Regions from separate parts of the Homo sapiens genome. Here region 2 is linked to region 1. Evidence: chromatin loops called from intact Hi-C (ENCODE). Cell type or tissue: GM12878. All regions are shown on one strand. Each heading gives the region's core, and the rest is flanking DNA. Links, peaks and the distances in the headings are about the cores only.

Evidence for each region. Hi-C counts contacts between places; a loop is a spot of excess contacts. Peaks named below come from ENCODE experiments on the same cell type or tissue, not always from the same donor. Only the 100,000 strongest peaks of a DNase experiment are listed, where the experiment ranks them.
Region 2: it touches region 1 in a loop (12-fold over the local background); 23 of 110 quality-filtered maps call a loop at or near these places.

What each region holds. Positions count from the first base shown.
Region 1 is chr11:117,100,990-117,111,962 of GRCh38, reverse strand. No RefSeq gene overlaps it. Among named protein-coding and RNA genes, the nearest start is that of SIK3, 8.0 kb to the right of the region's middle. RefSeq lists a silencer at 2,551-2,785. In GM12878, for the core only: a CTCF peak has its summit at 5,803 (motif pointing right); a DNase peak (open chromatin) is centred at 5,772.
Region 2 is chr11:116,727,419-116,738,391 of GRCh38, reverse strand. No RefSeq gene overlaps it. Among named protein-coding and RNA genes, the nearest start is that of BUD13, 40 kb to the left of the region's middle. RefSeq lists a silencer at 5,409-5,458. In GM12878, for the core only: a CTCF peak has its summit at 5,495 (motif pointing left); a DNase peak (open chromatin) is centred at 5,421; H3K27ac peaks cover 533 bases.

The DNA of each region.
Region 1 (10,973 bases), core at 1,698-9,697:
CACAGAATTGGAAGAAACTACTTTAAAGTTCATATGGAACCAAAAAAGAGCCCGCATTGCCAAGACAATCCTAAGCTAAAAGAACAAAGCTGGGGGCATCACACTACCTGACTTTAAACTATACTACAAGGCTACAGTAACCAAAACAGCATGGTACTGGTACCAAAACAGAGATATAGACCAATGGAACAGAACAGAGCCCTCAAAAATAATACCACACATCTACAACCATCTGATTTTTGACGAACCTGACAAAAACAAGAAATGGGGAAAGATTCCCTATTTAATAAATAGTGCTGGGAAGACTGGCTAGCCATACATAGAAAGCTGAAACTGGATCCCTTCCTTACACCTTATGCAAAAATTAATTCAAGATGGATTAAAGACTTAAATGTTAGACCTAAAACCATAAAAACCCTAGAAGAAAACCTGGGCAATACCATTCAGGACACAGGCATGGGCAAGCACTTCATGTCAGTTTATTTTTTGAGATGGAATTTCACTCTTGTTGCCCAGGCTGGATTGTAATGGCGCGATCTCAGCTCACCGCAACCTCCACCTCCCGGTTCAAGCAATTCTCCTGCCTCAGCCTCCTGAGTAGCTGGGATTACAAGGATGCGCCACCACACCTGGCTAATTTTGTGTTTTTAGTAGACGGGGTTTCTCCATGTTGGTTAGGCTGGTCTTGAACTCCTGAACTCAAGTGATCTGTCCGCCTAGACCTCCCAAAGTGCTGGGAATACAGGCGTGAACCACCATGCCCAGCCCGTGCTTGGAAGTTATCAGAAAAAAAATCTTAGGGAACTCAAAACTGTTTCTAAAGTTGGTATGAACTGTAAGGGAAGAATATCTATAACTACTCTGGTTTCCACATCCAGCTTTGGTAGAAATTGGCTCTACTGTGTAGGGGATTTAGAATTGGGTGGGAGGCCCACACCACATGGCTCAAATGCTATTGAGAGGTGACAGTGTTCTGACAGCCCTCGCTCGCTCTCCGAGCCTCCTTGGCCTCAGCGCCCACTCTGGCCACACTTGAGGAGCCCTTCAGCCCGCCACCGCACTGTGGGAGCCCCTTTCTGGGCAGGCCGAGGCCGGAGCTGGCTCCCTCAGCTTGCAGGGAGGTGTGGATGGAGAGGTACTAGCGGGAACCGGGGCTGCCTGCCGTACTTGTGGGCCAGCTTGAGTTCTGGTGGGCGTGGGCTTGGTGGGCCCGCACTCAGAGCAGCCGGCCGGCGCCTCCCGCCCCGGGCAGTGAGGGGCTTAGCACTCGGGCCAGCAGCGGAGGAGGGTGCGCCAGGTCCCCCAGCAGTGCCGGCCCGCCGGCGCTGCACTTCAATTCTCCCCGGGCCTCAGCTGCCTCCCTGTGGGGCAAGGCTCGGTCTGCAGCTGCAGCTGCAGTCTGCGATGCCTGAGCCTCCCCGTCGCCGCCGTGTGCTCCTGGGCAGCCCCAGCCTCCCCCGACGAGTGCCGCCCCCTGCTCCGCAGCGCCTGGTCCCATGGACCGCCCAAGGGCTGAGGAGTGGGGGCACAGGGCGCAGGACTGGTGGGCAGCTCCCCCTGCGGATGCAGTGGAGTATCCACTAGGTGAAGCCAGCTGGGTTCCTGCGTCTATTGGGGACTTGGAGAACCTTTATGTCTAGCCAAGGGATTGTAAATACACCAATCGGGACTCTGTATTTAGCTCAAGGTTTGTAAGTGCACCAATCAGCACCCTGTGTCTAGCTCAAGGTTTGTAAATGCACCAATCTGCACTCTGTGTCTAGCTGATCTGGTGGGGACTTGGAGAACCTTTATGTCTAGCTAAGGGATTGTGAATACACAAATCGGCACCTGTCAAAACGGACCAATCAGCTCTCTGTAAAACAGACCAATCGGCTCTCTGTAAAATGGACCAATCAGGGTAGGGGGGGTGCGGTGGGGCAGATAAGAGAATAAAAGCAGGCTGCCGGAATAGGCAGTGGCAATCCGTTTGGGTAGTCTTCCTTGCTGTGGAGGTTTTGTTTTTTCACTCTCTGTAGTAAATCTTGTTGCTGATCACTTTTTGGGTGCATGCTGGCTTTATGAGCTGTAACGCTCACTGCGAAGGTCTGCAGCTTCACTCCTGAAGCCAGCGAGACCAGGAATCCACCGGGAGGAACGAATAAGTCCAGGCGTGCTGCCTTAAGAGCTGTAACACTCATGGCAAAGGCCTGCAGCTTCACTCCTGAAGCCAGCGAGACCGTCAACCCACCAGAAGGAAGAAACTCTGGACACGCCGCCTTTAAGAACTGTGACACTCACCGCGAGGGTCTGCGGCTTCATTCTTGAAGTCAGTGAGACCAAGAATCCACCAATTCCGAACACATTATTACCCTTCGTCATCATGTCCTGCCCACTCATTTTTTTTTTTAAGAGATGGTGTCTCTGAGTAGGCAAAGTGGCTTACTCCTGTAATCTTAGCATTTTGGGAGGCCGAGGTTGGAGGTTTGCCTGAGCTCAGTAATTCCAGATCAGCCTGGGCAATATGGTGAAACCCCATGTCTACTAAAACACGAAAAATTACCCAGGCGTGGTGGTGCACACCTTGTAGCCTCAGCTATGCAGGAGGCTGAGGTGGGAGAATCACTTGAACTCAAGAGGTGAAGGTTGCAGTGAGCCAAGATTGTGCCCTTGCACGCGAGCCTGCCTGGCAGAGCAAGACTCCATCTCAAAAAAAAAAAAAAAAAGATGGTGTCTAGCTCTGTTATCCAGGCTAAAGCACAGCACAGTGGCTATTAAGAGGTGTGATCATAGCGTACTGCAGCGCTGATCTCCTGAGCTCAAGCAATCCTCCTGTGTCAGCCTGCCAAGTAGCTGGGACTATAGTTGGCACTACTCTCCCGGCTCCTGCCCTTATTTTTAACTTAAAAACTAAATGGGGCCAGGCGTGGTGGCTCATGCCTGTAATCCCAGCACTTTGGAAGGCCAAGGTGGGCGGATCACTTTAGTTCTGGAGTTTAAGGCCAGCCCCACCAACATGGCAAAACTCTATCTGCTAAAAATACTACAAAACAATTAGGCAGGCATGGTGGCACATGCCTGTAATCCCAGCTACTCAGGAGGCTGAGACGCTAGAATCACTTGAACTCAGAGGCAGAGGTTGCAGTGAGCTGAGATTGTGCCACTGCACTCCAACCTGGATGACAGAGTGACACTGTCTCAAAACATAAATAAAATAATAAATTTAGAACATTTTAGTTTTATTTTGGAAAACAATTAAAAGTCATATATGAGTGTTTCATTTCTTTTTTTTTGAAGCAGAGTTTCGCTCTTATCGCCCAGGCTGGAGTGCAATGGCGCGATCTTTGCTTACTGCAACTTCTGTCTCCCAGGTTCAAGCGATTCTCCTGCCTCAGCCTCCCGAGTAGTTGGGATTATAGGTGCCTGCCATCATCCCTGGATAATTTTTGTACTTTTAGTAGAGGTGGGATTTCACCACGTTGACCAAGCTGGTCTTGAACTCCTGACCTCAGGTGATCCATCTGTCTTGACCTCCCAAAGTGCTGGAATTTCAGGTGTGAGCCACCAAACCCGGCTGAGTGTTTCACTGTGTAAAAGCAGATTATTGCACAATACCTACAAATGGTATACATATAATTTGTTGTTTTTTACATATATTATATTAAATAAATTTTAGGGGAAAAAATGCCACCAGGATTGGATCTTTCCCACAGAGCTCATATAGACTTCTCACAAAGCACTTGCATTATGCAGAAAGTTTGGGAGTGCACACAATTTGTTAAGCAGATTGTTACATAGCAATTATATAAGTGTTTTAGTATTTTTCATGTACATGCTTTAAATTTTATTTAAAAAGGCACTGTCATCATTTTTTTTAACAGACCACAGACACTAGTATATTCTAATATTTGGAAAGACAACTGGCTTTGGAGATCAGCAGCCTTGGAATTACATCTCAGCTTCACCACTTACTGGCTGTAGGAGCCAATCATCAGATAGATAAAGTAAGTTGACCATCTATAAAGTGGGGATAACAACTACGTTATGAAATTTGAGAGTAAGAATGTTTTCATTGGACATGCAGAGTTGCATCACAAACACAAATATATCCACATTCCACAGATTGAACTATGCATGTTTAGTAAACCAAATCGAAACATTTAAACCACAACTTTCTTTTAACTCTGAAGTTAATCCATTTTCACAGCCCTAATTCTATTCTCAATCATTCCTAATCTTTTGAAAGTGATTTGGAAACCAGTATGTTATTGTTTACCTACTTTTGGAATTTAGAGGGAGGATGTACGAGGCTCTAATCTAGGTCCCTTTACATATTTATAAGTTAATTCTCCTAACGACCTCATTAGGTAGGAGTGATTTTCCAGAGAAGATAACAGACCTGGCTCTTAAATGTGCCAAGTGAATGAAATTATTTTTTAAATAAAAATAAATGGAAATAACTTCATCCTTAGTTTTTTTTCTTAAGCAGAGTTTCCCTCTTGTTGCCCAGGCTGGAGTGCAATGGTGCAATCTCGGCTCACTGCAACCTCCACCTCCCCGGTTCAAGCAATTCTCCTGCCTCAGCCTCTCCAGTAGCTGGAATTACAGGCACGCATCACCACGCCTGGCTAATTTTTTGTATTTTTACTAGAGATGGGGTTTCACCATGTTGGCCAGGCTGGTCTTGAATTCCTGACCTCAGGTGATCCACCTGCCTCAGCCTCCCGAAGTGCTGGGATTACAAATGTGAGCCACCACACCCAACCAAAAGACAAATTTTTTTTTAAGACAAGTGTGGTGGTATATGCCTACAGTCCCAGCTACTCAGGAGGCTGAGGTGGGAAGATAGCTTGAGCCTAGGAGTTGGAGGCTTCAGGGAGTTATGATTGCACCACTGCACTCCAGCCTGGGCAACAGAGCAAGACTCCGTCTCAAAAAAAAAAAAAAAAAAAGGCAGGCGTGGTGGCTCTAGCCTGTAATCCTAGCACTTTGGGAGGCCAAGGCGGGTGGATCATTTGAGGTCAGGAGTTTGAGACCAGCCTGACTAACATGGTGAAAACCACACCTGTCTCTACTAAAAATACAAAAATTAGCTGGGTGTGGTGGTGCACACCTGTGATCCCAGCTACTTGGGAGGCTGAGGCAGGAGAATCACTTGAACTCCGGAGGTGGAGGGTGCAGTGAACTGAGATCATGTCACTGCACTCCAGCCTGGGTGATAGAGCCAGATTCCGTCTCAAAACATACACACACAAACACACACAGCATGGACTGCTACTTAAGCCTAAAACACAATTGTAAGCCTACCCCACTGTACTTTCTTTTTTTTTTTTTTTTGAGGCGGAGTCTCACTCTTTCGCCCAGGCTGGAGTGCAGTGGTGCCATCTCGGCTCACTGCAGCCTCTGCCTCCCGGGTTCAAGCTATTCTCCTGCCTCAGCCTCCTGAGTAGCTGGGATTACAGGCGTGTGCCACCCCGCCTGGCTAATTTTTATATTTTTAGTACAGACGGGTTTCACCATGTTGGTCAGGCTGATCTCAAACTCCGGACCTTGTGATCAGCTCTCCTCGGCCTCCCAAAGTGCTGGGTTTACAGGCGTGAGCCACCGCGCCTGGCCCCCACTGTACTTTGTATTTGGCCATAAAGAAATCTAGCTTCCTGAAGCCAGCTTCCATTCGGATTCCAGCTTTCTGGCTCCTATACGGGTTTGTGGTTTTCAATGGCCTACAGTTTAAATAGAAAGGACTAGAAAGCCTTCCTTAGCAGAAAAGAAAAGGGAGTATTCGTTACGCATCATGTAGTTTAGGACTTCAACCAGAAGGTGTCTCTGCAGCCAAGGGATAGGAATCTGGCCTCAAGAAGTAGAAGACTGGATTTTCTAGTTTGAGAAAAATTGTGGCAGAAATGAAGCAAACAAAGGTAAGTCAGCTACCTACAGAAACCAATCCCAATAGTATAAATTGTTCTTAGCCAACAGCTGAAAAGGCTGGTAGAAAACTTAAGCAAAACCCACTTTTTTTTTTTTTTTTTTTGAGACAGGGTTTCACTTTGCTGCCCAGGCTGGAGTGCAGTGGTGTGATCACGGCTCACAGCAGCTTTGACCTCCTGGACTCAAGTGATTCTCCCACCTTAGCCTCCCAAGTAGCTGGGCCACAGGCATGCACCACCATGCCTGGCTATTTTTTTTTTTTTACTTATTTTTGAGATGGAGTCTTGCTCTGTTGCCCAGGCTGGAGTGCAGTGGGGTGGCGTGATCTCGGCTCACTGCAAACTCCACCTCCCGGGTTCAAGCAATTCTCCTGCCTCAGCCTCCCGAGTAGCTGGGATTACAGGCGCCCACCACCACTCCTGGCTAATTTTTTGTATTTTTAGTAGAGACGGGGTTTCACCGTGTTAGCCAGGATGGTCTCATCTCCTGACCTCGTGATCCGCCCGCCGTGGCCTCCCAAAGTGCTGGGATTACAGGTGTGAGCCACCGCGCCCAGCCTCCTGGCTAATTTTTTTTTTTTTTTTGAGACGGAGTCTCGCTCTGTCCCCCAGGCTGGAGTGCAGTGGCACGATCTTGGCTCACTGCAAGCTCCACCTCCCGGCTTCAGGCCATTCTCCTGCCTCAGCCTCCCGCGTAGCTGGGATACAGGCGCTGGCTGCCACGCCCGGCTAATTTTTTTGTAGTTTTAGTAGAGATGGGGTTTCACCGTGTTAGCCAGGATGATCTTGATCTCCTGACCTCGTGATCCGCCCGCCTCAGCCTCCCAAGTGCTGAGATTACAGGCGTGAACCACCGTGCCCAGCCCCTCCTGGCTAATTTTTAATTTTTTTTGTAGAGATGGGGGTTTTGCTATGTTGCCCAGGCTGGTCTTGAACTCCTGGGCTCATGCCGTCGTCTCACCTCAGTCTCACAGAGTGTTGGGATTACAGGAGTGAGCCACTGTGCCTGGCTCAAAACCGACCCTTAATGCAAGGAAGCTGCTTTAAAAGCAGAGCATCTGTCCTGTCACCTGAAACACACCAGGCTGTGTGAAGGTGAGCTTTGAAAACTGAGAGGCAGTTCCCAAGGCAGGTGCTGCAGAAGAGACGGCTCTTCCGTGAGAATAGATGTGAAGATGAAGGGAAAGAAGAAAAATGCAGTTTTGTAAGTGCAGAGCTAGGGAAATAAGGAAAACTTTCACCCTAGGTAGACCTTTGAAGTATGCCTTCATTTTCGGTGAAACATGGTGACTTTCTAGAATCTAGGTACACTTTGATATTCAAGGGAAAGAAAAGGATCCAAATATGTCAATATCTTAATCAATATTTGTTGAATATCATATTTTTTACTTAGGAGAAATAAGTAAATTATAAGACAAAAATTAGTAGTATAAATATTAGAGAGTTGATTACAGGGTAACAAGGGATCCTCCACCTTAAGGAACACACTTTTATTAAAAATGTTGTCCTGGCCAGGTGTGGTGGCTCACGCCTGTAATCCCAGCACTTTAGGAGGCCGAGGTGGGTGGATCACCTGAGGTCGGGAGTTCCAGACCAGCCTGGCCAATATGGTGAAACTCTGTCTCCACTAAAAATACAAAAATTAACTGGGCGTGGTGACGGGTGCCTATAATCCCAGCTACTTGGGACTTGGGAGGCTGAGGCAGGAGAATTGCTTGAACCAAGGATGTGCAGGTTGCAGTGAGCCGAGACTGCACCGCTATACTCCAGTCTGGGTGACAGAGCGTGACTCCATCTCAAAAAAAAAAAAAAAAAGTTGTCCTAGATGATTTTTTTTCTTTACTAAATGTATTTTGCCATTGATTTTTCTTATAAAACCAAAGGTATATTTGCCCAAGGAAGACATTGATCCCAAATGATAATACAGTCACATCTAAGGTTGAAGAAGACCTTTTGAAAATTATACTTGGCCAGTTCAGTGGCTCACACCTGTAATCGCAACACTTTGGGAAGCTGAGGCAGAAGGATTGTTTGAGACCAATAATTTGAGACTGGCCTGGGCAACATGGCAAGACCCTGTCTGTATAAAAACATTAAAAGATTAGCCAGGGCCGGGCGCGGTGGCTCACGCCTGTAATCCCAGCACTTTGGGAGGCCGAGACGGGCGGATCACGAGGTCAGGAGATCGAGACCATCTTGGCTAACACGGTGAAACCCCGTTTCTACTAAAAATACAAAAAATTAGCCGGGCGTAGTGGCGGGCGCCTGTAGTCCCAGCTACTTGGGAGGCTGAGGCAGGAGAATGGCGTGAACCCGGGAGGCGGAGCTTGCAGTGAGCCGAGATCGCGCCACCGCACTCCAACCTGGGAGACACAGTGAGACTCCGTCTCAAAAAAAAAAAAAAAAAAAGATTAGCCAGGCATGGTGGTGTATACATGTAGTCCCAGCTACTCGGGAGGCTGAGGCAGGAGGATCACTTGAGCCCAAGAAGTTGAGGCTGCAGTGACCTATGATAGCGCCACTGCACTCCAGCCTGAAGATGTTTTGGATTATTCAAAGGATAATTAATAATAATCTAAAAATGTTTCAACCATATCCTAGAACATATGCAAAGTAATAAGGGCAATTTTTATGTTTTGCATCACAGCTTGAATGGCTACATTAAAAAGAACAATGTGGGCAGACTGAACAGAAAGTCGTTGACTGAAAGCTTACTTAGCTTCCCTTATACAACCTACCTGAGATATTTTCTAGCAGGAGACTAAGTAGTTATCCTTGGCTGCTCAGACCTGCTTCGGATGCCCTGGGGAAATTGGGATGTGACCAGGTGGATCTGAGAAAGACGAGGAAAAAGGCAAAAGCCACACAGCTGAGGTGGTGATGCAGAACACAGTCTTTTTATTATTATTATTATTATTTGTGACAGAGTCTTGCTCGGTCACCCAGGCTGGAGTGCAGTGGTATGATCTCAGCTCACTGCAACCTCTGCCTCCCAGGTTTAAGCCATTCTTCTGCCTCAGCCTCCTGAGTAGCTGGGACTACAGGTGCCCACCACCATGCCTGGCTAATTTTTGTATTTTTAGTAGAGGCGGCGTTTCACTGAGTTGGGCAGGCTGGTCTTGAACTCCTGACCTCAAATGATCCACCCACTTCGGCCTCCCAAAGTGCTAGGATTACAGGTATGAGCCACCATGTCCATCTAGAACACAGTCTTAAGAGAGAGAATGTGTGCATTCAGCTCACCCACAGAACCAGGGCATTTGGAGTGTTCAATGTGTGTCCAACAGTGCCTTGATTCCTATGTGATGGCAGAATTTATAATCAGCGAGTAATTTCCTTATTTGGGGAATTAGTAGCATGTAAATATACTACGATGTTGTCTTTTGGCATACAGAATTTCTGAATAATGCTCCTGTATCAACATTGCATGTATAAATTTAGCTTTTTTTCTTTTTTTTTTCAGAGTAGTAATGAGTTGGACCAATAAAAAGTGCAAAGCCTGGCTTTCTTCAAGTCCTCATGCTCCGAGAGTCTAAGGAGCAACATTGTAAGGCTGCAATTTTCTTTCAGGTTGCAGGTAAACTGCTCTGCAGGCAGCCTAAGTGTTCTTTGAAAATCACTGAAAATATGTGACATCTCACTGTTTGTATCACTCTCAGGTCAGACCTTAGGTCCTCAGACATTCTGTATCACTTCTAAAAGTTTCCAAGTTCCTATCACTGTCATTGAGAATAACTTGGTCTGCTCTTTTCAAATTCTGGAAACAGGACACAATGACATTACATAGGAAAATGTCTCGTTTTCCTCTTTGAATCTATCTTTTGCTTTTTCAGAAAAGGGTGAGTTGGTAATGATGGCTGATTAGGAGCTGGGTGAAGGGTCTATCTCTCTGCCTTTGTCTTGCATTACAGGGGCTCTGAGAATTCCACCCCCAAGCCACTCCTCTGAGTCTTCTTCAGGACAGGAACACAACACTTATAGGCCTGTATTTTGTTTTTTTTGTGAGAGGAGTTTTCACTGTGTTGCCCAGGCTGGAGTGCAATGGCACGATCTCGACTCACTGCAACCTTTGCCTCCTGGGTTCAAGCAATTCTTGTGCGTTAGCCTCCCAAGTAGCTGGGATTACAGGCATGCACCACCAAGTCTGGCTATTTTTTAAAGATTTTTGGTAGATACAGGGTTTTGCCATGTTGGCCAGGCTGGTCTCGAACTCCTGGCCTCAAGTGATCCACTCACCTCATCCTCCCAAAGTGCTGGGATTACAGGTGTGAGCCACTTGTGCCTGGCCAGGCCTATATTCTTTTTTATTCTTTTTTTTTTTGAGATGGAGTCTTGCTCTGTTGCCAGGCTGGAGTGCAGTGGCACGATCTCGGCTCACTGCAACCTCTGCCTCCTGGGTTCAAGCGATTCTCCTGCCTCAGCCTCCCGAGTAGCTGGGATTACAGGCATGTGCCACCATGCCCGGCTAATTTTTTTTGTATTTTTAGTAGAGACGGGGTTTCACCATGTTGGCCAGGATGGTCGTGATCTCTTGACCTTGTGATCCGCCCGCCTCGGCCTCTCAAGGTGCTGGGATTACAGGTGTGGCCTCAAGGGCCAGAAATACTTCTACACAATAAGCCATGATACTCTTCTTGGTGCTATTTACAAGTGAAGCCATCGCAGGCACTTCATTCAGTCTTACTGTCTTGTTGTCTTTATTCCTGCGCTTCTGCTACCTGCTCTGTCCTGCTTTCAAGACCTCTCAAAATACTCTTCTTCCCTGGGTCGAAACTGAGCCCAGTCACCCTGAACTTAATGGAGAGACCACTTTTCCTACTGGCTCCTACCTTGACAGGGATTATAATACAATGGGGAAGATCCTAGGTTCCAGAGGTAGGTTGCCTGGGTTTTAATCCCAGTTCTATCACTTTCTAGCTCTGTGATTTTGGCCAATTCCCCTAATCCCTATGTGCCTCATTTTCCTTATCTGCAAAATAGAGATATAATACAAACCATCTAATTAGGTTGTTGTGAAGATTAAGTGAGTTCCCTTAGGTACACTGTTTAGCATAACGCGTGGCAGAT
Region 2 (10,973 bases), core at 1,597-9,596, 370 kb after region 1:
TTGGAAGATACCTTAAAGGGCTTCTAGTTATTCCACCTTCCCCATACCAATTAGTGTGTAAGTATTTCCATCAGTTCACTAGCTCAACTGCTGTTCCCCTCTAGTACCATGGAAATGCAGTGTTAATTCGATTAATCCTAGAATCAAAGTTGGAAAGAGCCTTCGACAAGAGCTAATCCTCACACTCACCCCAGTGCCAGGATCCCCTGGCAAAACACATTTATGTGATGTGCCGTTCCACTCACATTTGAACATATGTATTCCATTCCTGAGCAACTCTAGCTTTTTTCCAGTTGTCTTTCCCCATGGCTTCACCATTTGTCTGAATTATCCAACTTGGGGCTTATATAAAAAAAAGACTAACTCCTTTCTATCTGACACAATTTTAGATGTGTTGGGATAAATTTTTCTCCCTGTGCCCTACCTGTTTCCCTTCCTGGGCCCACAGCATTAAGCTAATAGGAGGAGAGTCTTGCATTAAAACTTATACAGGAAAGGAAGCAGACAATCTTTTACATAATAAGGTAGTAGGAAATTAATCTTCATACACGGAGTTTTATTTTTGAAATTATTATATTCTTATTTGTATAAATGTATGGAATAGAGGTGCAATTTTGTTCCATGCACAGCTTGTGTAGTGGTGAATTCAGGGCTTTTAGGATATCCATCACTTGCATAATGTACATAAGGCCCATGAAGTAATTTCTCATCATTCACCCCCCTCCCACCCTCTCACCCTTCCAAGTCTCCATTGTCTATCATTCCATGCTCTTATGTCCATGTGTACACATTATTATTATTTTTTGAGACAGAGTCCCACTTAGTCACCCAGGCTGGAGTGCAGTGGCGCGATCTCAGCTCACTGCACCCTCCACCTCCTGGGTTCAAGCGATTCTCTTGCCTCAGCCTCCCGAGTAGCTGGGATTACAAGCAAACACCACCATGCCTGGCTAATTTTTTTTTTTTTAATACTTTTATTAGAGACAGGGTTTTGCGTTGTTGGCCTGGCTGGTCTTGAACTCCTGACCTCAGGTGACCTACCTGCCTCAGCCTCCCAAAGTGTTGGGATTACAGGTATGAGCCACCGTGCCCAGGGTGTACGCATTATTTAGCCCCCACTTACAAGAGAGGACATGCAATATATGTCTTTCTGTGTCTGATTTGGTTTCACTTAAGATAATGGCTTCCAGTTCCATCCATGTTGCTGCAAAAGACCATGATTTCATTCTTTTTTTATGGCCGAATAGTATTCCATTGTGTATATATACTACAGTTTCTTTATCCAATCATCCATTGATGGCCACTTAGATTGAGGTTGATTCTATATTTTTGCTATTGTGAACAGTGCTGTGATAGACATATGAGCACACACAGAAGGTTTAATGGTGTTCATGGACACCTCCCCTAGAGGGCCTCATCCTTCTCCTCTACCCTCAGTTCAACAGCAGAACCAAGCGTGACAACCTGTGCCAGAGGCTGACACCAGAGGGAGAGGCAGGAGGAAAAGGATGCAGGACCCTAGAAGAGCCATAATGTTGCCATTAGAAGAAAGCTGCTGGGCCCATCTGACTTTTTTTTTCCCCCAGTTTCTTCAACCATCCTTTTTAATGCATGATTTCGAGTCTCACACTGACTTCTCTGAACTCATTCCAGTTGGAGTGAGCTGGGCCGTAATGTTCAAAGTGTGCTGATCAGAGTACAATGGGTATCACTTCCCTCAGTGTAGACATTATGCGTGTTTGTATGTGTGTGTTTATATGTATAGTGTAACCTCAAACTCCTGGGCTCAAGAGATCCTTCTTGCCTCAGCCTCCTGAGCAGCTGAGACTATAGGTGTGCACCACCATGCCTGGCTAAATTTTAAATATTTTGTAGAGATGGGGGTCACGCTATGTTGCCCAGGCTGGTCTCGAACTCCTGGGCTCCCTCTCACCTCAGCCTGCCAAAATGTTGGGATTACAGGCATGAGCCACCACACTCAGCTAGATATTCTATTTAATTAACTAATTAATTAATTTTTTTAGTGGGTTAAGGAGTGGAACGTTTAATAGACAGAAGAAAGCAGAGAGGAGAGCAGTTCCTTGTGAAGGAGAGAGAGATGTCTGAAAAAAGGCCTAGATAGATATTCTATTTTAATCAGTGTATTTAAGATTGGATTAGCTTTCTTTTTTTTTTTTTTTTTTTTTTTTTTTTTTTTTGAGATGGAGTCTCACTCTTGTTGCCCAGGCTGGAGTGCAATGGCACAATCTCAGCTCACTGCAACCTCTGCCTCCCAGGTTCAAGCCATTATCTTGGCTCAGCCCCCTGTGTAGCTGGGATTACAGGCACCTACCACCACGCCCGGCTAATTTTTATATTTTTTAGTAGAGATGGGGTTTCACCATGTTGGCCAGGCTGGTTTCAAACTCCTGACCTCAGGTGATCCACCCGCCTCGGCTTCCCAAAGTGCTGGGATTACAGGTGTGAGCTACCATGGCCGGCCTGGATTAGCTTTCATGGTGACCACATCACACCACGGATTCCCACTGCACTATCGTCAGAAGCTCCCGTGTCTCCTTTACACATATCGTGAGAAAGGAGATGGAGCCATGTTGCATCCATCTCTTTATTTGTGCAGTTGGTGTTTTGGACTCAGTATAGTTACCTTTAACCTCTAGAAATCCTACTTTCTTGTTCTTCTATGCTTTCTCAGCATGAAAGTGGTAGGATGCTAAGCTTTGTTCTGGTTTTTCTTGGTGCAGGAGAGGAGGAGGCCGGAATGGGGGTTACAACTTGGGCCCGGTTATACTCCTGAGGCTCAGATGAGCCCGGCCAACATGGCCTCATGCTGGAGAGGACTTAGCTTCTGAGTCAATTTGAAAAGTCTTTTAATATGAATTAAAGAGAAAGTGTGGGCTGGGGGCAGTGGCTCATGCATGTGATCCTAGTGCTTTGGGAGGCTGAGGTGGGTAGGTTGCTTGAGCCCAGGAGTTTGAGACCAGCCTGGGCAACATAGTGAGACCTTGTCTCTACAATAAGTTAAAAAATTAGCTGGGCATGGTGGCACCCACCTGTAGCCCCAGCTACTTGAGAGGCTGAGGTGGAAGGATCACTTGAGTCTGGGAGGTTGAGGCTGCAGTGAGCTGTGATTGAGCCACTGCACTCCAGCCAGGGTGACAGAGTAAGACTCTGTCTCAAAAAAAAAAAAGTTGTTGGCAAAGACAAAACTACTATTCAAGCACTCATCTGAGGTGCTAGGAGACCCCCGGGCTTTGTGGCAGGGGCTAGAAGGGCCCTGTCTGCCCAGTTATACTTAGGAACTGAGAATTTGAACTCTTGCTACTGCTCCCAGGACAGGATCTGCTTACCAATTCAGCCATTTTCTGAGTTTTCATGGCACTTTGAGGACAGCATTTATCATACTATTTTGTGCGTTGGGAGTTCCTATGGCCAGAAACTATTTCTTATTCATTTTCAAATCCCTAGCTCCAAAGCCAAGGTATTACACCCCAGAACTAATAGCTATCATTTATTAAGTACTAACTTAGGCACTAAAATTAGGTACTCTCCATATATTAATCTCACAACAACCCAACAAGGTTAATGCTAATATTTCCATGTTGTAGGTGAAGAAACTGAGGCTAAAGACCACAGCTCTACCAAAGCCTCTGCTCTTTCTTCAAATGAATGAGTGAGTCGGGGGCGGTTGCTCTGAGTGAGAGTGGGCCAGAGTGGGTTCAGGGCATTCAGGAGCCACCACAGCTCATTCGTGGAGGTGTCTAATCAGCTATGCTAATTGATTGTCGTGTCTGCAATATCAGATGCATGCTTAATTAGCACATGAACTCTCCTGTCAGATATTCCTGGAGGGGCTCTGCCAGCCAACCTAGGCCCAGCCACAGGAGCCTGCTGCTTTCTTGGAAACAGGGTGGGGAAGCATGATGATCCCAGTATTGACAAGGATCCCCTGAGAACAGGAAGGTCCACTGCTTTGTCGTGTGGGAAGCAGATTCAGGATGAAGCCCTGTCTACAAGATGTGTCCAGTCTCCTCCGCCTCGAGGCCCTTGGTTCATCGACCTCTTCCCTACAGCCTTTGGACTTTGCACCACTCTTTGAGGCCTCTGTGCTTTTTTCCAAGCTCCTGCTTCTGCGCTGGTCTTCCTCTCCCTAGCAAATCCTTATTCACCCTTAAGGGTCCAGCTCAAATGTCACTTCCTTTGTGGAGTTCCCCCTGGCCCCCGTGCTACCCGCAGAGTGGCAGAATCAAATGCTTCCTCTTCAGACTTGCTCCTATTGTACTTGTACCTACCTGACTCTAATGTGAGTCTCTTCAAATTACAGTGTTTTTGACGTGTTTTTCTCCCCCGGCCAGACTTAGGGCTTATTCAAGGCAGAGACCACAGTCTTCAGCATCCGGCACAAAGCCCGGCCTGTACAAGACACTCAGTACATTTAATTTGTTGAATTAAACTGAATGCTAGGTTGAGGTTCCACTGCAGGTAAGAACTGGGCAAGTGTAAACTTCCAGAACTCAGCAGCTATTTATTAGTGATATGCAGATGTAGGTAGGGCATCTTTGAAATCTTCCCAAGGATTCTGTGATCCTTATTTTTCCTTTTCACAATAATCCTCTCCTACTTGGGAAAAAGGGGGATAAAATCGCACTTTGGCCCCAGCCTGGGGAGAATCTTGGCATTAGGCTGGGGGGCCATGGTGGGAGGAAGCATGGGACTGGGGCCTAAAGGCCATCAACCAGACTGCAAGCTGCCTGAGTGCAGGATGTGACTTCCCCTCCCTCCCACACATATGGCCATTGCTTCACCTGGAGTGACTTGGGACTGGGGAATCAGGGGTGGGCAGCAGTGCAGGAAAACCCATCCGCACCAGCCTGGGGCTCCCTCTTCTCACTACCTCATGAGGCCCTGTGGAGTGTGGACTGTTGCTGCTGTCCTGATCCCCCAAATGCCATAACTGCTGACTTCTGATGTAAATAGTGTACATTTGTTTTTTACTTTGCAGCTAATTTGCATTAACTTCTCTGAATGACAGACATATAGAAATTCCCTGATTTCTATGACCTCACTTCCACACCACAAAAAACCACAGTGGTCCCTATACCTCTGTACTCAGGGACTCCCAACCCAGGTGGGCAGATACCAGGGGGTTTCTGAGGAGCCCTGCATCAAGCAGGCACCAGCCCAGGAGGAAGCGATCCAGGAATCCCACTACCCCGGAGCCCACTGCTCTGGCGTCTCTTTCTTGTCTCTCGGGGTTGTGCGGGGTGAGGGCATGGGGGTTTGTGAAATGTCTTCGTGATTTTGTAATTCAGGCTAGGGAGTCATTCGGAGAAAAGCGAATGAAAAGTAGGGTAAAGGGGAAAGAGGGGCTTTGTGACTTAGGTGGGCTTTGCAGAAGGACAGGAAGCCACACCCCGAGCCTTACAAGGCAAGCTGGATGGGGCTGCCCGGCTGCAATGGGGATGGACCGATACAGACCGCTCAGTGTAGCCACCTGCTGGACACATGGAGTCATAGCGTTCTGCTTCCTTCATGCTTCCTACCCTCCAGCTGCGCCTGCTCTTCTTTCTTCCTTCTTTCTCCTCCTTCCGCCTAGTTCCGCCCCGGCCCGCATACCTGCTTTCCCTCTTCCCTCAGGTGTGACTACCCAGATGCATCTGTCTTGGCCCAGGGCTGGGGACTCTGAATTTCCTCCTTTGGTGATGACTGAAAGGGAGCAGCTATCCCTGGTTGAGGCCAGAGAGAAGGCTTTTCATCTCCATGTTCAGTCTCTCCACCTTCTCGCTTGGCTTGCTGGGATCCTGCGCTTGGCTGCGATTAGAGGCCACTGAATTTATTGTCCAAACTGGGATGCTTCTGAGAGTGAAGGGTGTGTGTGCTTGCTATTAGTAATTATGCAGAGACAACAGCTGTAGACCAGAATTGTCCCGGGCCAGCGGGGACTCATGGTAAGCATAGTTCCGAGGGTCCGCCGGCGTTTTCGGCCGTGCGTCAGGTGTGGAAGGCTAAGGCGGCCAGCAGAGGCTGCTGCGGCACTTGTTATGTGCCTCACTATCTAAAAAGCTCCTTTTGCCATGCTGGGACTGTGGTGGGTGAAGTTGGTTGTCGTACAGGGCTAAGGTCCCCTGAGTAGTGATTGTACCAGATTTGCTCACCTGGGCCTGGCGCACAATGGGATAAGAAAGCCGCCTGCTTCCTCTAGTCTGGGTGGGAGACACAGCCCAAAGTCCCAGGGCCTACCTTCTCAGAAACTCCCCATCATCCTGGATTGGACTGTGCCTTTCCTGAATTCTGACACTTCTTGTTCCTGCCCCTTCAGGCAAAGACTGGGCAAGCAGTTTCCTAGCACTGCCAGCTCTGAGGCTGGTGCCTTTCTGGGTGGATTATTGGCCTTCCTGGATACATTGGCAGGAGGACTCATGGGTCGGCCCCAGGATGCCCTGGCCAGAGGGGACCCAAGGAATGCCTGACAGTTTCTCTGCCTGACTTGCAGGGGGGAATTCAGACCAGCCTTGGAGTCCTGTGAAGGGGAAGGGCTCCTGGAATCTTCTAGCCCTCCTTCCTCTCACCCAGTTCTAACTCTGGCAGAAAGACCTCATTTCCTCTTCCCCATGTGGGAGACTTTCCCTCCCTTGACCCCTCTTGCAGTTGGGAGACCTTGATCCTTGTGGGAGGAAGGGGTTGCTGTACCAGGATGGGGTCCCTCCGCTCCCCTGGCCAGGGGAAGCATGACCTGCTGAGCTGGAGTCTGGCCCCGCAAGCTGTTGTGGCCTGACCTGTAGTTGCTTGCCCAGTACCAGCCCCTCTCTCCCATCTTCTCTCCCTGCTCACCTGAAGGGAGAGGCCAGTATCAGGCTTTCCAGGCTACGTGCTGGTGATCATACCATGGCAAAGGGCGGTGTCTCACACAGGCTGCGGGAGAGCTGCCCTGCTTAAGCAGAGAATTCTGGAGCAGCAGTGGGTATCCCAGGCAGCCACAGGGATTGCCATGGCAACACGCGAGGCAGCAGCAGCGGGAGACGGGATGGAGCAGGGCGTTTTCTAGGCTAGAGCTGAATTCCTGGGGTGGTCAGGAGAGGGCTGGAGGGCAAGAGATCCATAAACCCACAGCTGCCCCGACAGAGGGCAGTCTGCCTTTGCTCCTGGCCCCTTGTCAGTGGAAATCTGACACCCCCTGGTACATGTCTGTTAGGTGTCCAGCCTGGGCAGAGGGCCTTGTTGGTGTGTGGAGAGGGGGAAGGGGAATCAAACTTAACTGCAGAGATTTGTTTTCTCAGTACATCTGAAGAATAGAAATGGGTTTTAGGCTGCGCCAGCCTGCGTTTTTCTACCTGGGGGACTCTGAGCCATCAAAGTTAACCTAGACTAGTAACCGGGGATCAATTACAGACCTGTAATATGCTTTCCAACTTCCCATTGTAAAAAGCAGCCTATTTGGAAAAAAAATAAATGAAAGTGCTTTTCTTGGTCTCTGGTGCCACTGAGCCAGTGTGATTCCCTCCCTCCCCAGTTGCCTTTGCCCACTTCTCACTCATTACCTCTACTCAATTAGCCAAGGCTGGGTTAACCCCTCAAGAGCCAGGATTTGGGTGAGAGGGGATTGCTGTCACCTTCTACAGGCACGCCCTCCTCCTAGCACAGTTCTCGGGAGCGCAGAGCGGGCCAAGTCCAGAGCCTGCCAACCTCCTCCCCACCCTCTCTCTCGCTGCCAAATCTGACTTTGATTAGCGTGTGGAGGGGGAAGAAAGCAGGAAAATAGAATATTAAAATCTTAATTCAATTTAAAACACTGTCATTCACAGGCATGCCAAACAGTGAGATGACTAATTATTATGCAAATGAGGCAGATAGAAAAGTGATTAATAATTGCACAAATTAAAAATTATTGTAAACATCCTGTGACGAGTGATAAGTCCGATGGAGAGGCGAGAGCGGTGGGCCGGGGAGGCCATGGCGGAGCTGGCTCCTGCATCCTTATTTCCTCATTAGGGGGATTTAATTAGCGCCTGATGATGGGGCTCCGTGCTGCCAGGGGTGGAGGAGTTGGTGGCCAGGGCCTGGGCGGTCTGTGCTGGATCCTCGGTTTTTCTCCAGTTCCTCCTTATTGCTCTGTGGCTGGGGCTGGAGCTGGCTGCACAGGAGGAGGGGTGGGTTGGGGTTGGGGAAAGGCTGGACACCATAGAGGAGCAGGTGCTGTGCAAAGCTTCTCTGCCGCCTTCCACTGGCCTTTTGCCCGCTGCTACCTCTGTCATTTAAGTCCTCAGGTGTGGGTCAGGGGTGTTGGTGAGGAGGCCCCTGGGTGAGGAACTGTGGGCACATCCTGATTCAGCCAGGCATATTCCTCAGGGTTTAGTGAAGCGACACACAGGGCACGTCCCCAATGCTGAAAGGTCCCAGGGAGGATAGACAGGTATATGATGCTGCCTGGGGCCTCAGGGTTGCCTTGGGTCCAAGTTTCCCTGACTCTGCTGGGCACATAGAAACTAAGTCAGTGTCCTGAGCCAAGTGACTTGCCCTTAGCCATGTTCAACCTGCATCCAAGCGCCCCGCAGCAGGGAATGCTTAGGAGTCACTTTGGCTTGGGTGGGCATGGCTGCTGCAAGGCAGGGGACAGAGGAGGCCGAGTTCTTTGGGCCCAGCAGCACCAGGTGCTTTCCAGGGCATGCAGCCCTCCTGGATTCCTCCTGCCCAAATAGGGAAGCAGCTGATATGTTCTTGACAAAACATACCAGCCAGCCACAGTACAGCTTCCCCCTGCCAGTCCCCGAGCCCTGAACTCTGAGCAGGAGGGGATGGGACTGGGTCTAGGCTCAAGGAAAGGTGGCTGATGATGGGAAATCCATCTCCCTGCTCCACCCCCAGTCACCATGGACCTTAGGGAGATGGTCTTCCTTGTCCAGAGAAGACCACAGAATAAGCTGGGAGGTGAAGAGCCTGGTGAAGAGCTTTTGCTCTTCAGAGGAACAGTGGATGCTGGAAATTCTGGCAGTTGGGAAGGCTTCTGGACAGGGCCAAGGTGGGAATCTGGCCTTTGAAAGATGTAGAGGACTCAGAAAAGAGGGTTGGAGGTGAGAAATAGAGAGAATAGCATTATCCAAGTCTTTACCTTCTCTCTAAGAGCCCAGATTTTCCTAACGGGGCTAAGAAGCTGAGGTTTTCACAGGCCAAAGGCCCAGCCTGTGTGTCCCTAAATTTCTCTTCCTGAGACTGTGGTGTAAAATTAATTTTTTTTTCCTGGTGAGGGTTTGGAGGTGAGAAAGGTTTATTTCTGTTTCAGGACTCACGCAGTTATCCCAGGGTTAATAACCTGCACACAGCCTTGTCACCACAGCCACTAGTGCCCCTCTTCCCACCCCCTCTCTGCCAGCCTCATGTCTTCACTCTGGTTCCTGGGTTTCTCTAGTCCCTTTCTGATTCCTGGAGGAGGAAAGTTCTTTCCTATTGGGACTGCAAGTCCACCCCTCTGACTTCTGGCTAAAGCTTCCTGGACTCTGAAGGCTCTCCCTTCACTGTGAACTGTTTAGCCATAGCTGCCAACCTTCAACAAACTCCCTTCTCCATCTCCTCTCTTTGCCCGCTCCTGACTCCTGCCCTATGCTACCCTGAACCCCTCCTGGGTTCTTATTCTGTTTTTCTTTTGTTTTGGTTTCTCTGGGGCTCTGCTGAGGCAGCAAAGGGTGATGGGGTATGGTACTGATTCTGTGTTTACCTTGGACAAGCTATATCACCTCTCTGTTTCCTCATTGTTATAACTGGGAAAATGCTACAATCTCATGGAATCTTTCACTTTCCCATCTTCATCAGTTCATTTATTCCATCAAGACTTCACTTCTACGCGTCAAGTGCTGGGGATGCAAAGCTGCAGATGGTCTCAAGGAACGCGAGCCCTGTTGGGAGGCAGATAAAGGAACAGCACGCGCAGAGGCCCGGAGGAGGGAGGAGAATAGAAGTGTGGAGACTGGCAAGGGATTTGGGATGGCAGGAGGACAGGTTGCACTGGGGAGTGGTAGAGTTGGAGGCCTTTTGTTCCCTGGAATTTCAATACGATTTTGTGGGCTCTGAGCAGGTAAGAAAGGACTTTGTTGGGGTGGCAGGCAGGACTAACACTGTGTTTTAGAAAGATCGTTTTGGCAGCAGTGTGGAGATGGGCAAGGCTGGAGGCAGGGTCCCCACCCAGAGGCAGCTGCTGCTGTCTGTATGAAAGACGATGAACTGCAGCCATCAGGTGTGGCTCAAGAGTCACGGGAAGAGGAGAGAGCTTTGTCATGAGTCAGAAAAGGCAGGATGCAGCATCTCAGTGACTGTGAGGGTGACCGAGGGGGCGTCTTGGGTGACACCTGGGTTTCTGGCATGGAGCAATGCTCTTCTTTGAGAAGAGGGATCTAGGGAAGAAGGAGAGATGATGATGGTGTTGCTTTGGGAATCCTGGGAATGACCACCCTGGGTTTAGTTGCCTGGGACGGAGTGGGAATTGAATATCTGCTATTGAATATTTGATATTGAACATGCTGAATTTGGCGCTTCATCTGCCTTGCCTGTTTTATTTCTCACTCTGACCATACCTAGATCTTTTGAAAGGAGGCTTGACCCTATCCTGAAGCTTGACCCTGACCTTCTACCTTTCAACATTTTGGTTAGCGGGCGCCTGCTTGCGGACTTTCTGAGATGCACTTCTCAGTTATTCAGCTGTGTCTACATTCATTCCCACAGGCTCTGGGCAGGTTGGAAGAACCCACATTTGACCCTATGGCATTGGACTTGGGTTGTTGCTACCTCTATTCTGTGCCATGGGGAAGAAGGCTCTTCTCTGCTGAGTCCTAACAGGCAGATACTGGCTGTAAATCCTTTCTAGACCCCTCCCCAGTGCCCACGCTCTGAGGCTACTCGGAGGGCGGTGTGTTGTTGCTGAGACCCCTGAATCGCACTACTTCAGGCTGTCCCCTCACCTCGGGGGTGGAGATAAGGCCTGGGGTCTG